Regions from separate parts of the Mus musculus genome. Here region 2 is linked to region 1. A link is a loop called in an ENCODE intact Hi-C map of the cell type or tissue named here. Cell type or tissue: heart. All regions are shown on one strand. Links, peaks and the distances in the headings refer to the core of each region. The heading gives the core; the rest is flanking DNA. Region 1 overlaps Zfhx3 (zinc finger homeobox 3). Region 2 overlaps Zfhx3 (zinc finger homeobox 3).

The links. Hi-C counts contacts between places; a loop is a spot of excess contacts. Peaks named below come from ENCODE experiments on the same cell type or tissue, not always from the same donor. Only the 100,000 strongest peaks of a DNase experiment are listed, where the experiment ranks them.
Region 2: a loop joins it to region 1, with 2.0 times the contacts of the local background. A loop is called at or near these places in 4 of 42 quality-filtered maps.

Annotation. Positions count from the first base shown.
Region 1 is chr8:108,786,395-108,794,718 of GRCm38, forward strand. It overlaps Zfhx3 (zinc finger homeobox 3), which reads left to right. Exons shown (of 10, transcript NM_007496.2): 2 at 5,808-8,324. The coding sequence starts at 5,854. Among named protein-coding and RNA genes, the nearest start is that of Zfhx3, 76 kb to the left of the region's middle. In heart, for the core only: a CTCF peak has its summit at 4,321; DNase peaks (open chromatin) are centred at 4,397 and 4,667; H3K27ac peaks cover 249 bases.
Region 2 is chr8:108,892,870-108,901,193 of GRCm38, forward strand. The region is part of intron 4 of Zfhx3 (zinc finger homeobox 3); the gene reads left to right. Among named protein-coding and RNA genes, the nearest start is that of Mir3108, 40 kb to the right of the region's middle. In heart, for the core only: no CTCF peak of the experiment used is centred there; a DNase peak (open chromatin) is centred at 3,772; H3K27ac peaks cover 5,300 bases.

The DNA.
Region 1 (8,324 bases), core at 221-8,220:
GACAAGGCATCGGTCAGGTAGCCTGGTCAGTGGGTGCCTCGGCCTCCATGTTAGCTAGAAGTCATGGCATCCACCTGCTGTGGAATCATGCAGGCTCTATTATTTGAGAGATCTTGTCCTTGAGATGGGAATCTTCAGGAACCTCACTGAACACTCTTAGCTGGGTTTCTCAGGTCGCCAAGTCTCTGCTTGGTTTCCTTTATGTGTGCTCTCACGGGCCGTTTGCCAAGGCTCTCCTCCTTTGCCGAGAGGTTTCCCCTCACTCAGAGGAAGCTGTTTAAACCTAGGGAGAATTTGCACTCAGGGTTTCTCTGTGTAATAGCCCTGGCTGTCCTGGGCTCTCTGTAGACCAGGCTGTCCTGGAACTCGCAGAGATCCGCCTGCATCTGCCTCCGAAGTGCTGGGATCAAAGGCGCGCGCTGCCACACCCAGCCCATTCTTTTAACTTTGACAATGATGCTCCCATACATCACTCTTTCCCTTGTCTGGCTTTGGGAGGCACTGTACTTACTATGCACGCCATGCTCATTTGTAGCCTCCTCCTCAGGAGAACATATCTATCCGGACATATGCTAGCTTCACTTTAAATAATGGGCGAGCGAGCGAGCTTGCGGATGCATCTCTAGGTGTACAGCTTTTAAGTTATGCCCTTTTCAGTTTCCAGGTTTATTGTTATTATTATTGCACGTTTATGATGCGCATGTAGGCACGTGTGACAGTGGATTGGCACACTGTGTGTGAGGTCAGAGGGTAACATTTAGGAGTTGGCTTTGTCCTCCTACCTTTGGTTCTGGGGACTGAAGAGCAGGTACTTTTAGCCACTGAGCCATCTCTCTGGACCCTGCATTCCTGTTTTATTTTTTGTTTCTTCTCATTTGACATGTACATGAGTACAGGTGCCCAAGGAAGTTAGAGGTGCCACATCCCTAGAAGCTGGACTCACAGGCAGTCGTAAGCTGCCTGATGAGGGTATTGTGAGCCCAGCTGGGGTCTTAGGTCCTTAAAAGAGCAGTGAGCTTTCTTAACCACTGGGCCATCTCTTCGGTCCCACTATGCCCCTCCTTTCTTGAAAAGAAGCGAGGACATGGGACCTGCCGTCCGTGTGGCTTCTCTGTTCACGCGGTCTCTTCTAGCTTTCTGATGCTATGCAGAAAAAACAAAGAGGGCCACTTTAAGTTCTCCTGTTCGGACTGGTAGGTCTGAGCAGTCCCCGATCTTGAAACAGTCTCTGGGCACATGAAGATCTAATGCAAAGACTGGCTATCAGCATGCTTTGCTGTTGTCTTTTCTCACAGCAGACATCAAAGAAAAAATATCCCGAGTAGCTAAGAACACAGATCCTACAGCAGCTATCTGGCTTTGTCATTTAGGCTACCTCAATTTTACATCTCTGAAATGGGTATAAGAATAGCACCCACCCTAGAGCAGTTATGATTAAGCCTGTTGATACTGATTCGGTACCTAACTCATTAAGTGATGTTTCCATTATAAAGCCTTTAAAAAAGCTTTGGGGAAATATAGGCACAGGGAGGAAATGAACTCACCCATAACCCCACCTTCTCGAATTTACCTTCCTAACATTTTTTCATAGAAATACATGATGATGGCTTTATGTTTAGCAATGCACACTTTACTCCATTTGCAGCTGATCAGCTTGCAGTGCTTGTAAACGTTTTCTTCAGCATCATCAGCCTTATAACATGTTGAATTCCATGAACTCTAATTTATTTATTCTCTGTTTTTTGCCCGATTATTTCCATCTCTCCCCTTTTTTTTTTCGTCCTAAATCTTATTATGAACAATCTCATATGTCCACACATCTCCCGGGTTGTTTCCTTAGAATAAATTCCTGGAATGGAGAAATTGCTGAGTCAAAACATGTTGGCAGCATGTGCTGTGCACTGCCTGGGTCCCAGGAGAAGGGTGATCCTTGTATTTCTCCCTAGGGCAGGGCAAGGAGTCCCCAGAGGACCAGGCACCTTTGCCTGCTGGCTGACTTCTCTGGTGATGCCCTGCAGGTTCTCCACGTAGGCAACAGTTTCTCTTGCTGTCTCTATTCTCTTTGTTTTTCTTGCTTTCCCCTTTGTTTCCCTTCTTGGTTTCCTGCCAAACAGCCCCTCGTGAAAGGACCGCCTAATTAACCCTGTGCTAATTAACAATTTAAAATTACACAGTGTGACTGTTCATGTTTAATTCGATGGGAGCTGGAGCAGCAGGAGCCCCCTCCCCTTCCTTAGAACCACACACCCCTACTCAGCCTACCAGAACTGAGGCATTTCATTCATCTCTCCCTCCTCCCCCCTGCCTCCTTCATGGAATAAAACTGAACTTTCCTTACAACAAACACCCTCTCACTTTAAAGAGGGAGATAGTTGCCCAGGCGAGTGTGGCAGACCTGGTAGTAGCATTCTATCCTTGCAAAGCAATCTTTTTAAAAGAGATTGATATTTCCAAAACTGCAGTGGGCCTTAAAACAGGGAACCTTGATATTCTCACACAATACCCCCCCCCCTTTGTATTGGGGGATTCCTAAGGTGCCGGAATTCCTGTGCACTGAGTACTTTTCAATGGCAGATTTAAATGCTCCGCAGAGCAAAGAAGGGAGCAACAGTGCGTGCGCACAAACGCCTGATGGATCGCTTCCGTGTCTACCCTTGAATTTTGTCATCGGAAAGATGTGCTTTTATAAAATCTGAACTGAATTCCTAAACAAGTAGCATTGGAGTGTAGTTATTGAGGCCATTTAAAGGGAACCTGCGGGAGTAGCCAGGGGACCAAGAATTGGCCTGCAGGAAGGGTTGAGAGTTCCGGGTGAGCCAGACTGGAGTGTCTGTGGGATGGGGTCAGGGCTGGAGGGGAGGGCTTAGGGGGCTGAGGAGAGGTTTGTGAATGCTGAGTGGCAGGGCTTCCTGTGAAAGTGTGGGGACCCACTTGGTTCCCAGGCCGCCCTCTGTAACTGAAGAGCATTGATTTTACGGGAAACCATGTTTACAGACAGAGCGCTGATCGACCTGCCGAGTTGACTTCTGCCTCCTTAAGTAAGAACTACCTTTTTCTTATTGACTGGCTGATAAACAGAGCAAGCTCGCTGGGTGGGAGAGTAGTGGATGCCCCGAGGCCCATGAGCTGCCAGACTGGGCAGGATGAAGAGATTGCTTCACGTCAGCGCACCCCCACCCCCTTCCCAGTCTATTCCTTCTTCTCTGCATCTGCTAGGGACCCAGGCAGGAGGACACATGCAGCCTTCCTGCCCTGGCAATACAGAAACAGACAGGCTGGTCGTCTGGTGAAGATGTCGTGAAACAGCATCTCAAACTTTAATTCAGGGTCCCCAGAGATGATGTGTATCTGACAGGTCTGTTTGGGGTGGGGTGTGAGCCTGCATTTTTCAGGACAGTGCTATTGACGCATCTCCTTAAAAAGTTTCGCCTGCAGTCAGTGGGTATCGGGGAGAAGCTCTAACACAGGCGTTCTGGGCCTGGAAACTGGGCTTTCTTTCCCACCTGCATCTTTATGGGCTGTCACCTTCCTAGGATCGACCCCCAGACCCAATGCCCCAGTTCCCTGTCTTTCAGAACTAGTAACTTGCTTGGGAGTAGGGAACAAATTAAACGAGTCTCTCTCTCTCTTTCTCTCTCTCTCTCTCTCTCTCTCTCTCTCTCTCTCTCTGTCGTCGTCGTCGTCGTTGTTGTTGTTGTTGTTATATTCTGTTTTTAAAGTCCCAGCCCCTTAGCCGGCCAGTTCATGGAGGAGGAAGAAGAGAGCCAGGCAAGCAAAGCCCACCAATTAATTGGTAAATGCTAGCAGGTTTCTCTGGCCCAACCCAGGCTGGAGAGGAGATTGGCTTTGCTGTCAATAAACAAGTCCCTGGTGCAGCATCAAAGCTGTTCTCCTTTATCAATCGTGGCCTCCCCTTCCCGCATGTTCCTGTAACTTACCAAGCATTTATGACATTGATTTTACAATCGGGCTGTTAACCCTCCCGCCCCTTCAGACCTGCCATCCTTTTGGGCTTGAACTGTCAATCAGGTGTCATCCAGCCAATCAGGGATGTCCTTAGGAAGAGCCTCCCCCGATTCTCACCTAGATCCCAGCTAAGCCTTGTGGGAAGCCCTGTCTCATTTGCCACTGGGGCTGGTTTAGTGAGGTGATTTGTTTGAAGCGAACAGGTCGTTTCTAAGGCACACGGAACTTTTACCATCACAGAGGCCAAGGTTATCAGTCGATTGATTGGACAAGTGAGTGCGTGAGAGTCTTAAACCAATCATGGCACATCCTTTTGGAGGCCTCTGCAAGCCTGCCTTCTCCTCCTTTTCCCGAGGGGGAGCTGTTGGCTCACTATGCAGTCAAGCCCGGAGAAATACAGAAAGTCGAAGACAAGGTTGGCAGGAGATGGAGGGAGATGAAACCTAGCCAAAAGCTCTGTCTGCTGCTCATGAATGAGCTAGATGGCAGAGCAGGGACCAGATGGCCTGGGGTCTGTGACTAAAAGACTGAACCAGGTCTCCTACAGGTGCTGAGCCACCTGTAGGAGACCTGCAACAAGGCCATAACCACCCCCGAGGAGGTGATGGTACAGGAGCCAGGCAGCCTGTGATCTGTTGCTACCTTCCCCAGGGACATGAACTCTCAGAGGGCAAGTTCAGCTCAGTAGCACTCTGGAGTCGGAAACGGAAAAGCCCCAGGGCTGCAGGACAGCTGCTAGGGCAGCAACTAATAACCAAGAGGCAGCTGTGCAAGAGGGCCTTGGTCATCAGCCCAGCTGCCGTCTCTGCCTTTGCTAGGGGAAACCCACCCCATGCAAGGCGCATGGCGAACAGGCTCCCTGCAGATGGGCAGAAGGAGGTATTGCTCCCCAAGGAGGCATTGCCCCATTGAAAGTCGGGCCAGCCTCATCCTTGGTGCCTTCGTAGTTTCACTTGCGAAGTCTTCTGAGCTCCAGACGAGGAAGCTTTTCTAGTTTGGGGGTGAAGGAGATGGGAATTTGGGGGTGAAGGAGGGGGTCTTCTCTTCAGTTTGATGGTTGAGAATCGTGGCACCGGCCTCGGTTAGGATTTACCCTAGAAGGTTTACTGCTTGGGACATGTGACTTCTGATGTTTCCGAGACCCGATGGGGAGGGATGTGGGCCGTTGTCCCCCTTGGGCCCTTTTCAGGATGTACCTAAGCCTTTACCTTTGCCCTCTGACCCCTGTAGACCTTTGAACTCACCAAACCTGACACACGGGCACTGATTTCTCTATGTCACTCAGCTCTTTCTGAAGGTGGCCACAGCTTCTTCCCCTCATCCTCCCTGGTGTCCCCCCCCCATGCCCCCCCCCAGTGCAATTGATCTGCTACAGATGGCTTCATGTAAGTTATCTGTATTGGGGGGGGGGTGGGCGGGTCATTCCATGACCTCACTGGGTACTGGAAAGATGCTAAGCCTCTTCCACTGTGGCTCCCTGCCCAGCCTGTCTCAAAGCCCTGATGGCATGGAGTGAAAATTCCAGTGGATCGAACTGTAGAGTGACAGACAGTGTGAAGTCTAAGGGGCTTATCCCTGACCGCTTCCCTGTTTCCCACTCAACGCATGGACCCGGCTGTGTCGTCCATGGTGCCTCTTGCCCTCTCTGTACCGCACCGTGCAGGGGCCATGTTCCCCAGTCTGCCCTCTGCCCTGCAAGCTTTGTGTCGTGGGTGTGGACAGAAGCTTTCTTAGAGCACCCCACGCGGGGACTTTAGCCTCAGCCCTCCTAACCTCTTTCCTTTCTCTCTCTCTTTCCCCTCTCTCCCTCCTCCCCACCCCCCCTCGCCTCCGCCCTTCAGGTCCGATCCGTACTGGGTGCAATGAAAGCTCCAAGCAGGCCTTACCATGGAAGGCTGTGACTCGCCCGTCGTCTCGGGGAAGGACAATGGGTGCGGGATCCCTCAGCACCGGCAATGGACTGAACTCAACAGCGCCCACCTCCCCGACAAACCCAGTAGCATGGAGCAGCCCACAGGCGAGAGCCATGGGCCCCTGGACAGCCTGAGGGCCCCCTTCAATGAGCGCCTGGCGGACAGCAGCACCTCCGCTGGGCCGCCCGCCGAGCCCGCCAGCAAGGAGGTCAGCTGCAACGAGTGCTCAGCCTCCTTTTCCAGCCTCCAGACCTACATGGAGCATCACTGCCCTGGCACGCATCCCCCGCCGGCCCTGCGAGAGGAGAGCGCCAGCGACACCAGCGAGGAGGGCGAGGAGGAGAGCGATGTGGAGAACCTGGCCGGGGAGATCGTCTACCAGCCAGACGGCTCCGCGTACATTGTTGAGAGCCTGAGCCAGCTGGCCCAGAGCGGGGCCGCGTGTGGCAGCAGCAGCGGCAGCGGGGCTGTCCCCTCGCTCTTCCTGAACTCTCTCCCAGGGGTGGGGGGGAAACAAGGGGACCCTTCGTGTGCTGCACCCGTGTACCCGCAGATCATCAACACTTTCCACATAGCCTCATCCTTCGGGAAATGGTTTGAAGGCTCAGACCCGGCCTTCCCGAATACCTCAGCCCTGGCGGGGCTCAGCCCTGTCCTGCACAGCTTCCGCGTTTTTGACGTGCGACACAAAAGCAACAAGGATTACCTGAACAGCGATGGTTCTGCCAAAAGCTCCTGCGTATCCAAAGATGTTCCCAACAATGTGGACCTGTCCAAATTCGATGGCTTTGTGCTCTACGGCAAGAGGAAACCCATTTTGATGTGTTTCCTGTGCAAACTCTCCTTTGGGTATGTGCGTTCATTTGTGACCCACGCGGTGCACGACCATCGAATGACCCTGAGCGAAGAGGAGCGGAAACTTCTTAGCAATAAGAACATCTCCGCTATCATCCAAGGGATTGGCAAAGACAAGGAACCCCTTGTAAGTTTTCTGGAACCAAAAAACAAAAACTTTCAACACCCTTTAGTTTCCACAGCTAACCTCATAGGCCCCGGACACAGTTTTTATGGTAAATTTAGTGGCATTCGCATGGAAGGGGAGGAGGCCCTCCCAGCCGTAGCCGCTGCTGGCCCTGAGCAGCCCCAGGCTGGTCTCTTGACCCCCAGCACCCTCTTGAACCTTGGCGGGCTTACCAGCTCGGTCCTGAAGACCCCCATTACCTCAGTCCCCCTGGGGCCTCTGGCTTCTAGTCCTACCAAATCCTCAGAGGGCAAGGACTCTGGGGCAGCTGAAGGAGATAAGCAAGAATCGGGGGGTCATCAGGACTGCTTCTCCGAGAAAGTAGAGCCAGCCGAGGAAGAGGAGGCAGAAGAGGAGGAAGAGGAGGAGGAAGAGGCGGAGGAGGAGGAGGAAGAGGAGGAGGAAGAAGAGGAAGAGGAAGAGGAGGGCTGCAAAGGACTCTTTCCAAATGACCTGGAGGAGGAGCTGGAGGACAGGCCCTCCGAGGAGTCTGGGGCCCCCGCAGGTGGTAGCAGCAAAAAGGACCTTGCTCTCTCAAACCAAAGCATTTCTAACTCCCCCTTAATGCCTAATGTGCTCCAGACCCTGTCGAGGGGCCCAGCTTCTACTACTTCTAACTCTGCTTCTAACTTTGTTGTCTTTGATGGTGCGAACAGGAGGAGTCGTTTAAGCTTTAACAGTGAGGGCGTCAGGGCCAACGTGGCAGAGGGCAGGAGGCTGGACTTCGCTGACGAAAGTGCCAATAAAGACAGTGCCACAGCACCAGAACCAAATGAAAGCACAGAGGGCGATGATGGGGGCTTTGTCCCTCATCACCAGCACGCTGGCTCCCTCTGCGAGCTTGGGGTCGGGGAGTGCCCCTCAGGTAGCGGTGTGGAGTGCCCCAAATGTGACACGGTCCTGGGCTCCTCACGCTCGCTGGGCGGCCACATGACCATGATGCATTCTCGTAACTCGTGTAAGACGCTCAAGTGCCCCAAGTGCAACTGGCACTATAAGTACCAGCAGACACTGGAGGCGCACATGAAGGAGAAGCACCCGGAGCCAGGGGGCTCCTGCGTCTACTGCAAAAGCGGGCAGCCCCACCCGCGCTTGGCACGAGGCGAGAGCTACACGTGTGGTTACAAGCCTTTCCGCTGCGAGGTGTGTAACTACTCCACAACTACCAAAGGCAACCTCAGTATTCATATGCAGTCCGACAAACATCTCAACAACATGCAGAACCTGCAGAACGGAGGGGGCGAGCAGGTCTTCAGCCACAGCGCCGGGGCCGCGGCCGCCGCCGCAGCTGCAGCAGCGGCCGCCGCCAACATCGGCAGCTCCTGCGGTGCCCCCTCCCCCACCAAACCAAAAACCAAACCCACGTGGCGGTGTGAGGTGTGCGACTACGAGACCAACGTGGCCAGGAACCTCCGCATTCACAT
Region 2 (8,324 bases), core at 281-8,280, 110 kb after region 1:
ATCATTCCATTGGAGAAAAACCCATTCCCCCTCCCAGCAGGTATAAATGATAGTTCTGTTAACTTCTACCCTAGTGCTTGCTTTTCCTCTATTCATTTACACACACACACACACACACACTACATATATACATATACATATACATATATATATACACATATATACTTGTTTTTTACATAAACAAAAAAATACAGTAAGATAAAACAGAAACTATCACCCCTATCACATCCACTCTAGGCGAATGTTGAACTCTTGATGGGAACTTTTCAGGGTACCCACGCATCTCCCGGAAGGTCCTCCCAAGACAACGCTCCAGACTGAGTCGGGCTGCACACCAGATGGTACAGTGGTTTTATAAACTCTGTTAATTTAGAGTTCTGCTTTTAAAGAATAGATTTATTTCCATTTTTATGTGACGTCTTTGTGTTCGCTCAGGTATGCATGCCACTTGTACACGTGCCTGCGGAGCCGGGAAGAGGGAGTCAGGTCTGTTGGAGCTGGAGTTACAGGCAGTTGTGAGATGCTCAGTGTCAGAACTGGGAACTGAACTCTGGTCCTTTGGAAGAGCAGAAAGCATGCAAAAGTCCAGACTAGAGAGATGACCATGAGATGAAGGGCACGTGGCTCCTCTTGCAGAGGATGTGGGCTGGGTTCCCAGCACCCACATGGAAGCTCACAACCATCTTTAAATTCCGGTTCCAGGGAATCCGTTGACTTCCTTTGACCTCGCAGACACCAGCCATGTACACGTGGTTCACAGACATACTCAGTCAAAGCACCTGCATGCGTAAAGTGAATATTTTTAATTAAGGAAAATTAAAACCTTAGTTGCAAGCCAATGTGTAGACATTTTTTAAAGTCCCTATTATTACTACGAGAGTTCATATTTGTGACATTTACTCGTGTCAGAGAATGAGAGCAAAGTCACGCGTGTCCAGGGGGACCTACGTGAAATTTCAGACGATAGTTTTCAGTAGTACCGGTGCAGCTCCTGCTTTCCCTGTGCGTCGTGGTTTCGCTCCGTTATTACATAAACCCCATTCACACAGAAGCACTTCCAAACAGTAGTGGTTTTAAGTAACCCGACTTGCAATCTCCCAAGAGTTTTGTCAGGCCAACGTGTCAAGTGTTTTAAGCAAAGTTCCTAACAAAACTAGTTACCTTGGCCCTCCGGCTGGTTAAGAGAACTCCAGTGAATTAAAGTTTGGCTCATGCACTTGTGCTTTGCTATTACAGTATTTAAGATTAAATCAGAATTTTAAAAAAAGGAAGGCAGAACTCCTGTATTTGTGGGTGCCAGAGAGCAGTTCAGACATCATATATTCTTTGACGTATATTGGGATTTTTTTTTGCCATCAGAAGGACCCAGGATTGTTCTCATTGGAAGTAGAGACCACTGTGTCACCCCCAGCAGGCGCCCCCATACAAGCCTTCTCCTATGCAGAGAGGAACTTCCCCAGTGAGGCCTCTTGCTTGCTTCCTTCTGCTGTCTGGGAGGATGACACCTACCCGGGGCATTGTCCTTGTTTAGGACCAGACTCTTCCTCTGTCCCGAGACTGTGGAAGTGCTGATGTCCCACTTGGAAAAAAAAATGTCATTTTCTATTTATAAAAGAGAGGAAACATTTCCACTGTTTATCCAAGAAGCCCCGAGCTGTGCTTTCAAACGCTAAGAATTACGTCCCCCATCATGGCCTCAGCCAGCGCCTGTGTTCTGTCACTGCTGGGGAAACGGCTGCTCTCTTTCTCCATGACACCCTCTCCTCGCTGGCTTTTGTCGCTTGTACAAACTGTCCTTCAACTAAATGCTCGTGTTTGCGAAGTTTACAAATAGCATTAGTACCACAGAGTGGAACAGTCATTTCTTCCTTTTTTAAATTTAATTTTAAACCCCCCCCCCAAAACAAAACAAAAGAAAACATGCTTAAACTTTAGAAACAGGCCTGGAGTAATATTTCAAGTGCTGGTTTTGGCGGTGAACTCCAGTTAGTACTTTGAAGACTGTGTCTTGAGAGCTAGGCAGTCTCCATGTTTTTTCTCAAAGCCGAAGGCTTGGCTCACCCCCTCTGCCGTCGTGATAATTCTCTGGCATTCGTAGTTACTAGAAGTCACTTGGGTCCAGCTCTAACTCTGCACACCCCATGTCTGCAGCACCCCAATTCTTTTCTAAAACAGTGCACCTAAACACTCACTGAGCCTGACAACATCTCCCCGACTATGGCTGCCATCATATAGGTATGGTTGAACTGGTCTATTGTATATATTTTGAAACAGCAGAGTTCCGCTTCTGCATGTAGGTTAGCTGATCATGTGATGCCAATGGGCAGTGGTTGTTGCTGATGTGGTAGTCTTTTTGTATGCAGGAGCTCAGATTGAAAGATGTGTGTGATACTATTTTCAACTCATGCCTGTAATTGCTGGGTATTAGTGCGCGTGTCCACGGTGCACAGAACAGCTGGTGTGACTGCTCCGAAGAGGCCAGTGGCTTGAGACAGTGCCCTAGATTGTCCCAAGAGCTGATGGCTGGAGTAGGTGTTTTCATGCTGGTCCCATGGTTGCGTGCGAGCATGGCCAGGTTCCAGCCTGGGGATCAGACTGTTGTGTTGGCCCCTTCTGCAGACACATCTGACTTTTCCAGTCCTTCTGTTTCCTGCCCCAGTCCCTCCACTATCTCCCTCCAGCTCATAGCCGCCCCCCCCCCCCACACACACACACAACAAAACCATTCTGTCATCCCTAAAATATAGAAGGATGGTTTTCAAATGCAAGAGCAGGGGAAAGAAAAGGACATTTGTTTTCTGTTAGATGAACCCTGAATAGCACCCAGACCAGCTGGGCTTTGGTAGACAGCTCAAGTCCAGGCATGCTGGACATGGCTCTGTCTCCTGTCCCTGAGCAACTCGGAAACCGAATGGCAGCCGCTGGCCAGGAATTGATTGAATTAATTGATATGCCAATAAGAGAGCTTGTTACATCCACCATTGGTTAGGAGGCCAGCTAACAAGTCTCCTGATCAATGGCACCAATAAAGATTTCATCCATTAATGAGCAACATGGTAATTAATGTTATCCATAAACCAATTAGCCTAGCTAGCTAACGCGCAGAGATTAGCCCAATGCATGGCATCACAGAAAGCGGGCAGATAACTAACTACCCATGTGGCATGGTTTGGGTCTTCAGGAAGCTCCACGGAAGAGATCCTAGCCCTCTGCAGAGTGTTCTAGGTGGAGAAAGGAAACATCTCTGATCCTGGCAGAGAGAAAAGGCTGCCAGCTTGCTGAGCCCCAACACTGGAGTGCAGCAGAGCCCCACACCTGGAGGCGCAGCTGGATAGATGCGTTTCTCTTCCTACCCTTCCGCTGAACAGCCTTCCTACAGGTCTCCAAAGGGCTGTTAGGGGTGTAATGGAATGACTGAGTCCCCAGGTCACTCTGGTCCCAGCTGGGCATGTTCTCCCTGAGGACACCCCATCTGAAGCTCACAGGCATTCCCCTGCGCTCCTGGAGGGCGGGCCATGGCCTCTTCTGGGAACCATGAGCAAGGTTGGTAAAGTAATTAAGCCCCCCAACCCCCACGTTTCACTAGGAAGAATTTTTTTTTCTTTTTTGCTAAAAGAAAAGAGAAACAGATGATTTGAAGCCGGGGCCCTTTCCCTTCCCCTGGTTTTCTGAAATGACATCAGTGGGGTGATTGCCAAGTATAACCTGGCAGCCTGGCGGCTCTGCCTGACTGCCTGAGATTTCTGGGGACCATGCAGCTCGCCAGCTCCAGCCGTGGCAGCATGCCAAGGTGACGTTCCGTGACTAAGCAGAAACAAGGGAGAGGGAGAGAGGGAGGAAGAAGGTATGTGTGGTTGGGGAGCCGGGGGAGAGAGTGGTCTGGGCAGGGTGTGGCATGGGGAGCCGGGGAGCTGAGGAGGCATGCCCGGGGGCACCAACTCAAGAGGCTGGATGTCAGGGGAGCACACTGGAAGGCCAGGAAGGGTTCCTTGGGCACTGCCTGGGGGTGGTGGTGGCACAGGGCAGCAGCCACGGATCCAGCCTGCGAGATTGCCGAATGAAGGGGTCCTGACTTCACAGGGAACCAAATGAGCCATGCACAGGAGCAGCCCAGAGGGCCTGGCCATAGAAGGAGGTGGCTTAGGGAAGCTTTTAGCAACATCAGGCCCGGGTGGTTCTCTGCAGCGGAGTTCGCTTTGCATTGTTAGGTATTGACCCTCAGAGACCCCTTGTGGATTCCCTAATTGAAAATTAATACTAGATCAATGCCATGAGCAATTTGCATATTGATCATAAACAACTTTGAAGGCACCGAGTGTGCAGTGAATCAATAGGGCCCCTGAATAGGCGGCGGAGGGAGCACCTCCCAGTACAGTACACTCCAAGAAAGGTTAATGCTTTGGGAAGTCCCTAACTGCTCAGTGTGGGGATCAGCCCCCCACACTGCACAGCATCCACAAGAGCAATTAGGGTCAGACCTAAGCAGTCGCCCCTCGACCTCCTCTGCTCCCCATCCCCAAACCCAGAGGTGGGGGCGGCTCTCTGTCTGTGTGATTCAGGGGCTGGACAGAAAGAAGGGTTTTTAGCAGTTTCCTTTTTTGGAGATAGATGAAGCCTTGGGGTGGTTTATTCTGGGAAATGCACTGTAAAAGGAACGAGCCAAGCTAAGGCTCCAGTGATTGTCCTGGCCCCTTCCCCAAACACAGTTTTGGTGAAATGAAATGGGGGGTGGGGTGGGGTGGAGCCTGGCTTTGGCGAGCTGCCTCTTCTGGCTTTTGCTCAATGAGGAAAACCCACACTAGCTTTTCCTTGGACAGAGTTGGCCCAGTCTTTGCTTCCTATTCATTGAGTTTCCACTTTCTGGCCTCTACCCCCCAGGCTCTATCATTTGCCCCCCACCTTGGGGGGGGGCATACCTTCCTGACCCTGCTCTGGCTCTCAGCCTAGTCTTTCTGCCTTTGCTACATCCCTGGCAGGCCTGGAAGGGGCTCCCAAAGGTAGGCACTTTTTACCTGACTCCCACTGCCTCCTCCCCCCTGCCTGGCCTGTCTCCAGTCCCTCTCCTCTCTTGGCGAGCGGAACAGCAAGTTGGCCAGCCCTGGTGAGAGCCACACACAGCTCTGTGCTTTTCTACCAAACCTGGCTGTCCAGCCATATCCCTGAGACAGGGAAGAGGGAGGCCTATGGAGCCAACCACAGAGGGGAGTGTGAGTTCACTAGGAGAGGCCTCTCTTCTGTGCAGGGAGCTGAGCAGACTTACATCCACAACAGCCAGTGTAAGAAAACACAGTTCCCCACCCAACTCTGAGTTTCTGTTGATTGTCCCCCTCCGAGTTCCATAAGGGCTAATTCAGGGCCTCTGTAGAGGCTCCTGTTACATCACAGGCAATACAGCTTTTAGAAAAGGGATGCACAAAAGGATCTGCCATGGTGGCTGATGTATGTATCTTTGTGCCATTACAATCCTGGATTCCCCTGCCGCCATCTTGAATCCTACTCTCATTCCTCGTGTTATCCTCTCAGCTGCCCCGTGCATGTTTTTGGCGCCTGGTGACCACTGCTGGCTTACCAGGCATCGAGACATGTCTCAGTACGACACCAAGCCTAGGCAGCGGGTGGGTGGTAGTCCCCTTCCCATGTGCATCTCTTCACCCTGGAGCCGGCTTTATCAGACTCACGTGTATTTATCAGCATATGGTAGCCTTTCTGTGGGGAAACTTTTTGGGGGCCTCCATGTGAAGAGGACTGCAACCAAGGCCAGATGCCATGGTAGTTGGGCCCAAGGTAGTGTGTGCTCACAGGAAGATGTAATGAGAAGGAGGAAGAGGAGGAGGAAAAGGAGGAAGAGAAGTCGGTGGCCGTGTGTTCAAAGACTCTGGCCCTGCAGTGGCCAACAAAACCTGTCAGGCCTTGGCCTCCAGAACCTGTGTGACCCTTGCCTTCAGTCACTGCTCTGGCTGGCCTTCGTGCCTAGGGTAGGTGTCACAGGTGAACAGCCAGTGGGCTGACAATAGATGGCAGGGGAGTGTGCTCCCCTGTAAGCCACAGTGGTAGTTGTAAAACATAACCAACCATTAGAAACATGTGCCTTGGCATTAGCCCTGTCGGCCCCCAGCCTGTGCCCTTCACCCGTCCCTGAGCCTCTCTCAGTCTCAGTTTCCTCGTCTGTGGAACGGAACGGTGGATTGCATTACTTCAGCCAAGTGGATGCTGTGTGGCTACCGTGTCCCCCATCAGGCACAAGTGTATGTCACCTAGCTGGGCGTGGGGCTGGTTCTCATGGTAGTGATAAAGGACAGGGAGCAAGCGAGCGCATCACCGTCGCTGGGTTAGCCCCCATGTGCCCAGCTGCCTGTATCCTCACTCTGCAATTAAAGCTTCTGTGACCAGGTCAAAGAAAAGGCTCCGTGGACAGGCGGGGTGAGCGGTGACCTGCAGGGACCAGGTGAAGAGCCCATGTGGCTGGGCTGGGCGTGGCTGGGCTGGGCGTGGCTGGGCGTGGCTACAGCCCCTGCCAGCCCGGCAGCCGTCCCTGTGCATGTGATTACCTCATTGTGGAACCATTCATTGACTTGGCTGCACCATGCTGATGAACTGAGACCGAGGACAAGAGCTCCTAATTGAGGGAAATAAATTCCCATCACAGGCCTGTCTGCGGCCAGGAGTAAGGACACACTGCATTGGGTCTGCACAGTGTTGGGGTGGGGATGCAGGTGTTTGTGTGGATACAAAGAGACAGCCTCCCCCACCCCCGCCCCCTTCCAGCCTGCATATCCATTGGGTATGGTGGTCGGAAGAAGGATGCAGGGGGCTGTGGTCCTGCCTCTGTCTCCCACTTGATGCCTTAGTTCCAGGAGGAAGTCTCGTGTGTGTTTGCACACTGCCGTCTTTCTGTGCACCTGCAGGGCAGGCACCTAACATGGCCTCCCTCAGGGTTCCCCACACCTGTGTTGTCTGTCATTTGCTCCATCTCTCTGTGTGCTTGCTGGCCTTCAGCTCTGTGCTCTTCAGGTCTCCCTCTTTGAAGACACTGAAGGGACACACCTCATTGCTGCCTTCCTCAGTAGAAGTTGTGTTTTGAAATGAGGCAAGGTGTGAGCAGGGTTGCTTTCCCAGTTATTCATCCACTTGCAGACGATTCAACAAAGAACTAGGCCTGGAAGTACTGACCACGGGAGCACTTAGCAAGACCTTAAGACAAAGAATTTAGGAACAGAGGGCTAGAGAGATGGCTCAGTGGGCAAAGTGCTTGCCATGCAAACCCAAGCCTGGTTCCCAGCACCCGTGTAAAAAACGGGGTGAAAGCAAGGTGCTGAGGTATGTACCCACATTCCTGGTGCTAGGGAGGCAGAGGCAGGAGGTGGAAGATTTCTAGGACTGAAGGTGAGCTCCAATTTCAGAGAGAGGCCGTGTCTTGAAAAAGGCAGAAAAGCTATCGAAGACGCTAGACAGTGTCTTTGGCTTCCACATGTACACATGAAGATGTACCCTCCACACCGCCATGAGCCACAAAGACAGACACACAAGAGAATCTAGGGATGAGAATCATTTTCAGAAAGCTGAACCAAAGAGTCCCACGAGCAGCCGCCCACGTTAACACGCCTGACCATCTCGCGACCGTGGATTTCCTAAGATGGGCAATGCGGGTCACCAGCCTCCGGTATCCCAGGTTGGCCGTTCCGAATCAGTTGTTTAGTTCCCAGTGAAGAGATCCCCCCTCCGGTGCTGTCTGGGTCGTAAGAGACATTTCCTGGAATGCACAGCCCATGTGCTGCCCACATAATGGCTGGGCCAGAGAGGAAGGTTGCCTCAGTTACAAAGAAGCACGGGCGGCGTACAGGCAGAGCAGAAGAGAAAAGGAGAGCCCTCACTTGACACCCTGTGACCCCAGCTGGTGGAGCTGAATGCTGGAGAGGCAGGGCTGGAATTGCAGTCACTTTAGATTATTTGGAGTGAGGAGAGGCAGGGAAAAAAAGGGTCTGTTGACTACAGGAAGCTGAATTCTTCCCCTACTGAAAAGCTTATTAGCGGAAGGGGAAAAACAATTACTTGACTTTGCCGGGCTCTCCGCGGCTGGGACTCGGGCCTGTGGCAGCAACCCTGCCACCCGAAGCCTTGGACTTACCCCGGACCTAGAGTGCTTCTGGGATCCACCCTTCCCGAAAAGATCATGGAGACATAAAAAGGGGAGGGGGGTGCAAGCATTGTCCTTTGTCCTGGCTTTAAAGCCTGGTAAGTTTCCGGCTTAAATGATATCTGGGATGTCATTTTCCAGCGGGGCAGAGAGTGAGGCACTATTTCATTTGCCTAGAAACTCAAATATC